Linked DNA regions of Homo sapiens: region 2 is linked to region 1. The links are chromatin contacts, found by Hi-C in ENCODE. All regions are on one chromosome and are shown on one strand. The core of a region is the stretch at or near the end of the contact, and the rest is flanking DNA. Distances in the headings are between cores, read along the strand shown. Region 1 holds the start of LHX2-AS1 (LHX2 antisense RNA 1). Region 2 has its middle 40 kb from the start of NEK6.

Region 1 (4,964 bases), core at 1,088-3,587:
GGAGGAGGTGGAGGAGGAGAAAAAAGAGGAGGAGCAGAGTGGGAGGAGGAGCCGCCGGCCGCGGGCCCAGCCGCGCGCAATGCTCTCCAAGCGCGCGCCTAGCCCAGCCCCGGCTCTGCAGTCCGCGCCAGCGCAAGCCTCCGCGCCTTTTCTACAGCCGCGCCTGACATCACGTCCTGCCGCCGTGCCATTGGCCGCTCGGCGCCCCAGGCCCTGGCAGCGCGTGCTCCGGGAAGGCGGGAGACCCAAGAGGGAGGGGAGAGGCAAGAGGAGCAGAGGAGAGTCGAGATGGTGGGAGCTGGTGGGCGAGGCTGGAGGGCGGGGGTGGGGGGGAGGCAGGGAGGAGGGAGAGCGCGGGGTTTGGAGTTTTTAAGATACGAACAGCTTCCTGCGATATCTTCAGAAAGGAAAATTAAACCCTCTATCCTAAGAAGGCGCAGCAAGGGGATGCTCGTCTCACTGCGGTCTCCCCTCGGCCTGGAGCCGCGGCCTCAGGCACCCGCCTGGGAGGCCCGGGAAGGCAGGCCTGTGGCAGAGTTGCAAGAGCCTTCGGCCGGCCGTTTCCCATCGAGCTCCGCCTTCGGCCCGGGCTCTGCACAGCGGGCTGCAGGCGGCCGTGCAAGCCTCCTGGGTACCCGGCAGAGCCTGAGTGGCGAGACCGGCGAGAGCTGTGACTCCCGGGGAGGGGGGCCAGCCAGCATATCCACGCTCCAAGCCCGCTAGGGCCCAATCTGCAGCCCAGCGTGTAGCTTCTCGCTCTTCCCGGTCTCTCCCCAGCCTGGAAGAGTGGGGGCGAGCATGGCTTTAGGAACTCAGAAAGGCCAGGGTTCGAATCCTAGCTCTGCCATTTACATGCACTGTAACCTTAGGCAGTGACTTATCCTCCCTTAGCCTGTTTCTGACCTTTATAATGGGCGACAAGAAGCTCTCCTCCGCATGGACGTGTTGATTGAAAGAGACTGTGGATGTAAAATGCCTGGAACATAGTAGGCACTTAGCAAATTATTTCATTACTCTCTCTTGCTCCTTTTCCATTAAAAACTTTCTCACTCCAAGACACATTCGATATCAGTGAGGTTCTTAAAAACCACAGGCCTATTCTCTGCCCACTGGGCACACCATGTCTCAGACCCCGCTGATGGCGCGAGTCCTCCTTACCCGCCTGGCTGCACCACCTCCCCAGGGGCCAACAAAGTAGCGTGCTGGGTAAATCCCAACTGCTACCCCCAGCCTCCAGGTTTCAGGCTCACCCTAGAGTCTCCTGGGGACTGGAGGGAAATACCCAGGTGTCTGGTGGGGGAGGGATTTAGGAAATAAAATGATTGTAGACAAAAACTGAATAAGCACTTCGGTTACAGAGTCCCATCTGGGTCTGCTTCGGAGGCAGGTTTGGCTCCGTCTAATAGGGACAAGGCGGGTGTCAGTCTGAAATGACTTGTTTGCCAGGACAGGTAAGGGGATAGTCAGGACCTGCGGTTTACCTCACAGGGTACAGAGTTGAGGCATGAAATCATGTTTTTCACGTGTGTAAGTAACTTTCACACACAAATATATGTGTGCACAAATATATGTATGCGTGTAATGCCCAAGCACATGAACTTGTGTTCATGTGTGCAAATACACATGTTCATCTCTGTTGGCAATAACACAGCCAGCACGAATTTTATCTCTGTTGGCAAAATCACAGCCAGCACCACTGAAGAGCTAGGGTCTTACACATGCGCATCAGGTGTAAGTGTCTAGAGCTGGGAAGAAGGATGCAACTGCAAAATGGTAAATTGCACGTTATACCTGCACTTGCGTGCTCAGGCGATTCTACTTAAATCACTGCAAGTGCTCCTACGAGGTCGTTTTGCATAATTGAAAAAACTTGAAGTTACAATCATATGTGTATATTCTGCATGTGTACAGATGCCCCAACGCGAGGGAAGGACCACTAAACCCAAAGACGCGCGTGCCCGTGTGTTCACACAGACGTGTGCTTCGGCGCCTGCACACGGCCGGCGCGCAGGCATGCGGACGCCTACACGAATACATAGGCATGTTTTATTGACGCATCTGGGGCACTTTCTTTCAAAGAAAGTAAGGAATGAAAATCCAATCTGAGAGTCACCAGGGTTCATCTGGAGGTCGCCCAAGGGGCAGAAAAAATTTGTAATGACGCTAGAGTGTTTGTCCTTGGTGCAACTCCACTCTCGGGAGGGCTGGATACAATACGTTTGGAAAGCTCGAGGGGCTGCCTTAGGATCTGGGGGCGGGGGGTGGGGTACTCAGCAACTCTTGCCGCGGGCTGCTCAAGAAACGTGGAAACACACCCTGCGACTTTCCACTCCCCCATACATATAGGCACGCGATTCCGTCGCCACCTCTCGGACCAGCAGCCCACGTCCAACGCTGGGCCGACCCCAGATACACAGGCAGTCGGGATTCCCGCCCGGTGCGCTTGTCTATTCATCCCTCTGCGTCAGGCTGGGACGCGCTCCGTCTGTAAAAGGCTCAAACGCATCTCCCGCCGCGGGGCGGGATCTAGGGGCCCAGGCCCCGGGGTCCAGAGGCGGGTAACTTTGCTAATCTCCCCCAGCGGCGGGGAACGTCGCGCAACCGCTGAGCCCTGTCCGCCGAGACTAAACAAGCAGAGGAACAGGCTGTAAACACACATCCTGACACGTGAGTGACATTTACGCGGTGCGAGAAGCTGCAGCCAAGGGAAAGGCAAGGGGTGGGGGGAGCGGGCACCGACAGGTACGGAACCTTCGCAGGCGCCGGAAACGGCGGCCCCTCGACCTCCCCCTCCCCCAGAAAGTGGCAACGAATGCCTAAGTCCCCCGAACCTGCCTTTTGTGGGAGGTGACAGGTGAACGGAATTCAGGTCTGGCCACTCTCGCCGCTGCCTACCTCCCCACCATCTGCTTCCTCGCAGACAAGCAGACCCGGCGCATAATGAGGTAGCAGCCTCCAGCCGGCCACCGTGACTAACTCAGAACAAAAGCGCTCCCTCCACGCCTCCTCCAACAAAGGGGCCACCAGCCCCGGCGCTCCCCGAAGGCTGCGGGGCTCCCGGCTGCCGGCTGCGGAGCTGCCGCGCGCAAACTTCCCGGGGCTCCCGGGGCTGCCGGCGCCACGGAGCCGGGGCCGCGGAGGGAGGAAGCGCAAGCCGCCCGGAGAAAGTGAGGCCAGACCCGGCGGGGGAGAGGGGAGGGAGCCGGGCGGCCGCGGAAGGAGGGTGATTGATCAGTGCGCGGTGCCCGGCGCTCTGTCCCGTTATTAGAGGCGGCCAAAGCAGGGCCACGCAATAACCTCAGAATCGCCAACTAATTGACGCTGCAGGCAACTACTTCATTGTGCGCGCTGGTTTTATGTCTTCATAGCCGGTGATTGACAAGGTGTAATTAGTCATCTCACTCGGTGATAAACATGGGCACCCTCCTCCCGCGGCATCAGGCCGTGTGTACCAGCAGAGGAAGCGATAGTTGACGCTGATATACCATTAAATCAAAATGAAGACGTTCAGAAGTGTGTGTTTGCTGTGACGCTGTGATGGTTTATTTCTCAAATACGGCACCAACAGATTTACTTGATTTGCAAGTTAACTACAACATTAACTGGTTTTATTTATTTTGCCTCTTCCTTCCTCTTCCTAGGCAGGGATGTTGCTCTTGGAGAATGTGAAGACAGTTTGCTTCTTGACAAGCGAGCGAACGGGCGCCCAGATTTTTGCAGCCTTTCCGAGTCTCCCCCGAGGGAGAGGCGGCAGAGAAAACGCCGGATTTGGGAGCCACCAGGGAAGGATCCGCGCAGGGGAGCCGCCCTCCTTGGCCCCAGACCCGCCTGCCTGGGGCCCCCTTTGCTCACTGTCAATGTATGGTCTGAAGCTCTGAGGATGGTGCTGGGGACTGGGGTCGGGGGAAGCCTCTTGAATAATAACTGCAAAGAAGAAAGAGGCGAGAACGTCTCCCTAACCTTGAAGCAGAAAGGACTGTGTTCTTAAAGCTGTTGGCTGCAGTCACAGGGCCAGTTGCCCGCCTCTGTTCCCTGAGTAAAGTGTAACATCTTCTGTCCTCCTGGCTTGCTTGCACCATTCAGCAAATTATACTCCTTCCTTACCAAAGTGGGAATGCTCAGGGAAGTGTGTGTGTGTGTGTGTGTGTGTGTGTGTCCCCTCTGCACTGAGGCTGCTGTTAGAGATGTTACCAATTTAAACCTTCCAGAATCCTGGAGGTTTACATTTTGTAAAGGGAGGGGACACTCCTGGACTGTCACAATCCCAATTCTGGTTAGAGTGGCAGGGACTGAACAAAGCCACCAACATGCAAAAGTCCATCTCCAGAGTAGCATGCATGCCCCCAGGAAACCCCCAGTGGGATATGCTTCCTGCACTTTCCCCTTCTCTCTAACCTCTGTCTCCTGTTTGTAAGGCAGAGGAAGGGTGATTCCTTGCCACTGCACAGGAATGCAGGGTTAGGGTTATCTCCAAGAAAGGGTGGGGTGAGGCTGAGTCACAGGGAGAGCAGAAAAGCTCTGTATCTTCAATGAGGACCCACACACACACACCTTTCCCAGGCTTGTGGGCCTCATTCAGCAAAGCAGGGAGTGTTTTATATTGATGCGAGAGGCTGTCAGTCAGCAGTAAATCAGTTCAGGCATAGCTATCTCTTTCTTTACGAAATCAGCTCATTGCCTTGGTCACACTACACAGAAAATCTGCTTATCACCGCTATCGACAATAAAAATTAGTGGAGCCTTAGTTGTTTCCGAAGAGGAACCCCGTGTCTGTGACATTAGAATAGATAAGTGGCTTGGCCTGTTGCAGGCAGAGAGAAGCCCAATTCCTCCTCCTCTTCTCCCTGCAGCGATCTGAACAATTCTGAAACCGCCTCCCTGGGCGTCAGCTGAGCAGGTTGGGGAACTAACCAGGGCTCTCTCTCTAGGGCCCTGTTAAATGCACTGAACTTAAAATGAAACAC
Region 2 (4,733 bases), core at 167-2,666, 210 kb before region 1:
ACACAGTGAAACCCCGTCTCTACTAAAAATACAAAAAATTAGCTGGGCGTGCTTGCAGGCGCCTGTAGTCCCAGTTACTTGGGAGGCTGAGGCAGGAAAATGGCCTGAACCCGGGAAGCGGAGCTTGCAGTGAGCCGAGATCGCGCCACTGCACTCCAGCCTGGAAGACAGAGTGAGATTCTGTCTCAAAAAAAAATATCGGCCAGGCGCGGTGGCTCACACCTGTAATCTCAGCACTTTGGGAGGCCAAAGTGGGCGGATCACCTGAGGTCAGAAGTTGGAGACCAGCCTGGCCAACATGGCAAAACCTCGTCTCTACTAAAAATACAAAAATTAGCCGGGTGTGGTAGCACATGCCTGTAATCCCAGCTACTAGGGAGGCTGAGGCAGGAGAATTGTTTGAACCCAGGGGGCGGAGGTTGCAGCAAATCGAGATCACGCCACTGCACTCCAGCCTGGGCGACAGAGGGAGATTCCATCTAAAAAATAAAAAAATAAATTAAAAAAGGTCCTTTTTATTCCCATTTTTACATGTGAAAATACTGAAGCTCTGAGACATAAAGCAACTAGGTTGAGGACGAGCATCAGTAGGAAGTAGAATATGACTGCAAAGTCCTATCCCTGGGCGGCTGCACCATTCCCTGTTTTGTTTCTCAGTCCTTCCATTGGAAGACAAGCCCCTGTATTAAATCCCTTCTGTTCAAAACCTAGGGCATTTCAGGCTTCCTGATGAGATGCTGCCTGATACAGTAGTTACTGTTTATTGTGGGTTTCCTGGGAACGGGCACTCTTCTATGCACTTTACATACAGTAATGTATCTAATCATGCCCTGCTCATCCTATGCATTAAGTGCTATGATCTCACTCGACAGCAGAGGAAGGAGAGGGGAAGCCACTTGCCTGGGATCCTGCAGCTCATGAGGGGCAGAGCTGGGGTTTGAGGACATGAGGTTCAAATCCAGAATCCACATCCTGACCCATGGCAGGAGACCACCCTACTTGCTGTTGGCCATCACTACTGCCAGGCAGCAGCCAGCCCACCAGAGCCTGGCCCTGGTGGCAACCAGTTAGCCTCTGTGACCTCCCCATCTGACTCCATCTTCCCCCTCTGCTGTGGACCTTGTCTAATTTCTACCCACTTCAGAGACTAGGACAAAGATGGCATCTCCAAGGCATTCTCTTCTCCAAGCTGAAGACCCCTGTGTCTGGGAGGGGCTGGGAGGTGAGGTGGGGCCTTCCTGGAGGATACTAAAAGGGCTCCTAACCCTGGTGTCTCTTCCCTCCCAGCCTGTCCCTCTTATGCCACTCATGGCATCAATCCGTCCAGAGGGACACTCCGATGACTCACCCACCACAGCACTTTCACTTCCTTCTTCTCCAGAGGAGGCGTCTGACCTGCTGCAGCTGCACTGAAGGGCCTCTTCTCAGGGGCTTCCAAGGCTATAGGGGGCGGCCAGGGGCCCTGCTGCAGCCTTGAGGTCCAGGCCTGGGGCCTAGAGTGCTGCCTCTGTAGGGAGCAGAGTGACCGGAGGGGCTTTGGGCCTCCTTGCTAGAGACTGGCTTCAGCTGAACCCTGTCCAAATTGTCAGTCACCCTCAACACCCATGCAGGGTTGGCACACAGGGAGATGGACCTTGAGTTTTTTTTTGAGACAGAGTCTCACTCTGTCGCCTAGGCTGCAGTGCAGTGCAGTGGTGCGATCACAGTTCACTGCAGTCTCCACTAACGGGGCTCAAGCAATTCTCCCACCTCAGCCTCTCGAGTAGCTGGGATGACAGGTGCATGCCACAACGCCCAGTTAATTTTTGTAGAGATGGGGTTTTACCATGTTGCCCAGGCTGGTCTTGAACTCCTGGGCCCAAGCGATCCGCCCACCTCAGCCTCCAAAAGTATTGGGATTACAAGGGTGAGCCACCATACCCAGCTGACCTGGAGTTTTAAAGCTGGAGTTGTATCTCTCATACTTCCTGATGGCATTGAAGGGACCCATATTCATTCATTCACTCATTCATTTACTCCTTTATTCCCTCATGTAACAAATCTGTCCTGGGCTTCTATATACCAAGCAGTCCCTAGGGTACCAAGAAACCAGGGCTCGCCCTCTGCCCATGAGGAGCTCATGGCCCATCTATGGGTGGGGGTTGTGGGAGTGGCGGGTAGCAGGGCGGATCCATAAATAGAAAACCCCGGTACAGTGAAAGCGGGCCTTGGAGAGGGCTGGGGAAGCCCAGGCAGTGCAGTGGTTGTGGTTAAGTCACAGGGCACCGCAGGGTGGACCTAGGATTTGTGAAGTCTGAAGCTTTTCAATTTTGGAAGCCCCATCTGTAGAAACAGAATACAAAATTAGATTCAAAAGCATTTATTTAGAAGGAGAAAACAAAACCCAAGACAGTATCAAGGGCTTGGAGATACTTCTGAGATCCCTTCACACAGTTTACCAGAAATGTTTACATGGAAATGCTTCCTCATTACAAGCTGGTTTCCCTCTCTCCCTAGAGTACTCTATAGCTCCCAGCTACTCCAGGGGTGCTGGGAAGGGCAAGGCTGAAAATGAAGCTTTGCTAGGGTCACAATGCAGCCTCCTTGGAGCAGGCAAGTTGCACAACACTGATCCCATCCCAGTCTCAGAGGATAGTGCATGGTTCAATGACCTAGCTGTGGAGTCAGACCTGGGTCACACTCCCCACTCAGCCATTTTCTGACTATGCCACCTTGGGGAAGTTGCTCATCTCTGAGCCTTGGTTCACTCGTCTGTAACATGAAGCTATTGATAGAACCACACATTGTGTTTTTGTAAACATTCAATGAGATCATCCATGCAGAGCAGTTCATAAACATGAAGCACTGGATGAACGCCACTGTCACAGTGAATGCCACTATTCATGATGAAGGTCTGTGGCTGTCTTGTCCTGCCTCTCTCTCTCTCTCTCTCTCTCTCTGTGTGTGTGTGTGTGTGTGTGTGTGTGTGTGTGTGTGTGTGTGGTGGGTGGTCAGGGAAGGCTTCCCAGAAGAGGTGACATTGGTGTTGGGCCCTAAAGGAAAATGTAGAGAAGGGCATTCCAGGCAAAGAGAATGGTGCATGAAGTGACTGGTGTCTTGAGGAAGGGAAGAAGCCCAGCCAGCCAGGAGCAACCTAGAGGGATTCTCTAGCCTCTGGGTGGCCATATTAGGGCTGGGCCTGAGCTTCCCAGGCCCTCCTGGTTGCAGCCCCAAGGCTGCAGCCTGGCAGAGGCCAACTGTTGTGTCTGGGTGGGTGGGGGGTGCCCAGCTTGGTCTCTGCTATGCTGGCAGAAGTTTCAGCCTCTCACCTCTCTGCCTCCCCTGTTTCCGGTCCTCCACTTCCTTCCCCTCCACAGACCACAGAGGCGTTTCAGAGGAAGCTGCTACTTATTTTAGCAGTAATCCCCGGACACCCCCACCCACAGCTGCCCCTGGCCCCCTTACAAGGCACCAAGTCACCCTCTGAGCCCCAGCCCACGGCACTCATAAGTGAGGAACAGGCCCTGTCCCCGGGCCAGCCCTGTGCACCCCTTCCCCACAGCACAACAGGGAGCCTTGAAGCTGGGAGATGTGGCTCCAAGTCCGGCTGTGACACTAACTTACTGTATGATCTCCTGAAGTCCCTTCGCCCTGCCAGGCCATGTCCCCATCTGTGACATGAGGCCCAACGGTGGACAGGCCCCGACCTCTGGGCAGAGTATGGGAGTGGGGTAAACATGGGTGCTCTGCCACCCTGCCCCTGGTCTTTCATCCCAGCTAGAAGGATCTGAGAGAGAGTCTTGGGGTAGACTGGAGTGGGGAGCCTGAAGACAAAAGAATCAAATTCAAACTTACCTATGAAAGTGAATTTGTATTCCAAAAGGGCCTGTGCAAGTGAGGAGCCCCAAAGCCGATGCTTTCACAGTGCTATGGCAAACCTGCCTTTAGACAGTGTCCTCAAGTCCTCAGGAGACGGTGGAGAAACTGAGGCTCAGGGAGCGGATGCCACAGGCCCAACACGGTCACATAGCTGGTGAATGGCAGACCAGGATTTGAACCCACGTTTGTTAAAAATCAATGTCCGACTGGGCGCAGTGGCTCATTTCTGGAATCCCAGCACTTTGGGAGGCTGAGGCGGGCGAATCATGAGGTCAGGAGTTCGAGACCAGCCTGGCAAACATGGTGAAACCCCGTCTTTATAAAAATACAAAAATTAGCCGGCGTGGTGGCGGGCCCCTGTAATCCCAGCTACTCGGGAGACTGAGGCAGGAGAATTGCTTGAACCTGGGAGGCAAAGGTTGCAGTGAGGCGAGATCACACCACGGCACTCTGTCTTAAGGAAAAAAAAAAAAAGGTCCATGTTTCATCCACTACCTGCGACAGCCTCTGGAGAGCTACCCCTGGGTGGGGAGAACGTCAGGGAGGCAGAAAGAGAGACAGAGAGAGACAGAGAGACAGAGAGGGCCTGCAGCAGCATGGTGCAGGAGAGGACACAGGCACTGTGGTCACAGACCTGGACTCAGGTCCTGGCTGTGCCCTGTCTAGCTGTGTGACCCTTCCCGGGCCTCAGTGTCCTCATCTGTAAAACAGGGTGACACAGGGCAGTTGTAGGTGCCCCATAGAAGCTGGCACTGCTTTCACTTGGGTCTTCCAAGTCCATTCAGAACCATATTGATGAGAATAACATGTGTCCGATGCTTCCCTAGTGCCAGGCATTGCTCCAAGTATAGCAGTCTAAACACATTCACTCATCA

The links. A loop is a pair of places that touch in the nucleus more often than their neighbours do. Pooled maps may share reads with other maps.
Region 2: a loop to region 1 is called in a pooled map, with 2.0 times the contacts of the local background. The contact joins the enhancer-like site here to the promoter of LHX2-AS1 in region 1. A Hi-C loop is called at or near these places in 2 of 37 single-sample maps with no recorded cell type and 2 of 50 pooled maps.

Annotation. Positions count from the first base shown.
Region 1 is chr9:124,006,769-124,011,732 of GRCh38, reverse strand. It overlaps LHX2-AS1 (LHX2 antisense RNA 1), which reads left to right and starts at 2,337. Exons shown (of 2, transcript NR_135129.1): 1 at 2,337-2,667; 2 at 3,642-4,964. RefSeq lists a silencer at 1-41 and enhancers at 2,908-3,618, 3,619-4,330.
Region 2 is chr9:124,215,499-124,220,231 of GRCh38, reverse strand. No RefSeq gene overlaps it. Among named protein-coding and RNA genes, the nearest start is that of NEK6, 40 kb to the left of the region's middle. RefSeq lists enhancers at 1,123-1,482, 2,053-2,212, 3,122-3,201. Within about 2 kb of position 1,416, at least 16 of the 41 ENCODE cell types and tissues checked have a DNase peak (open chromatin) inside an H3K27ac peak, as active enhancers do.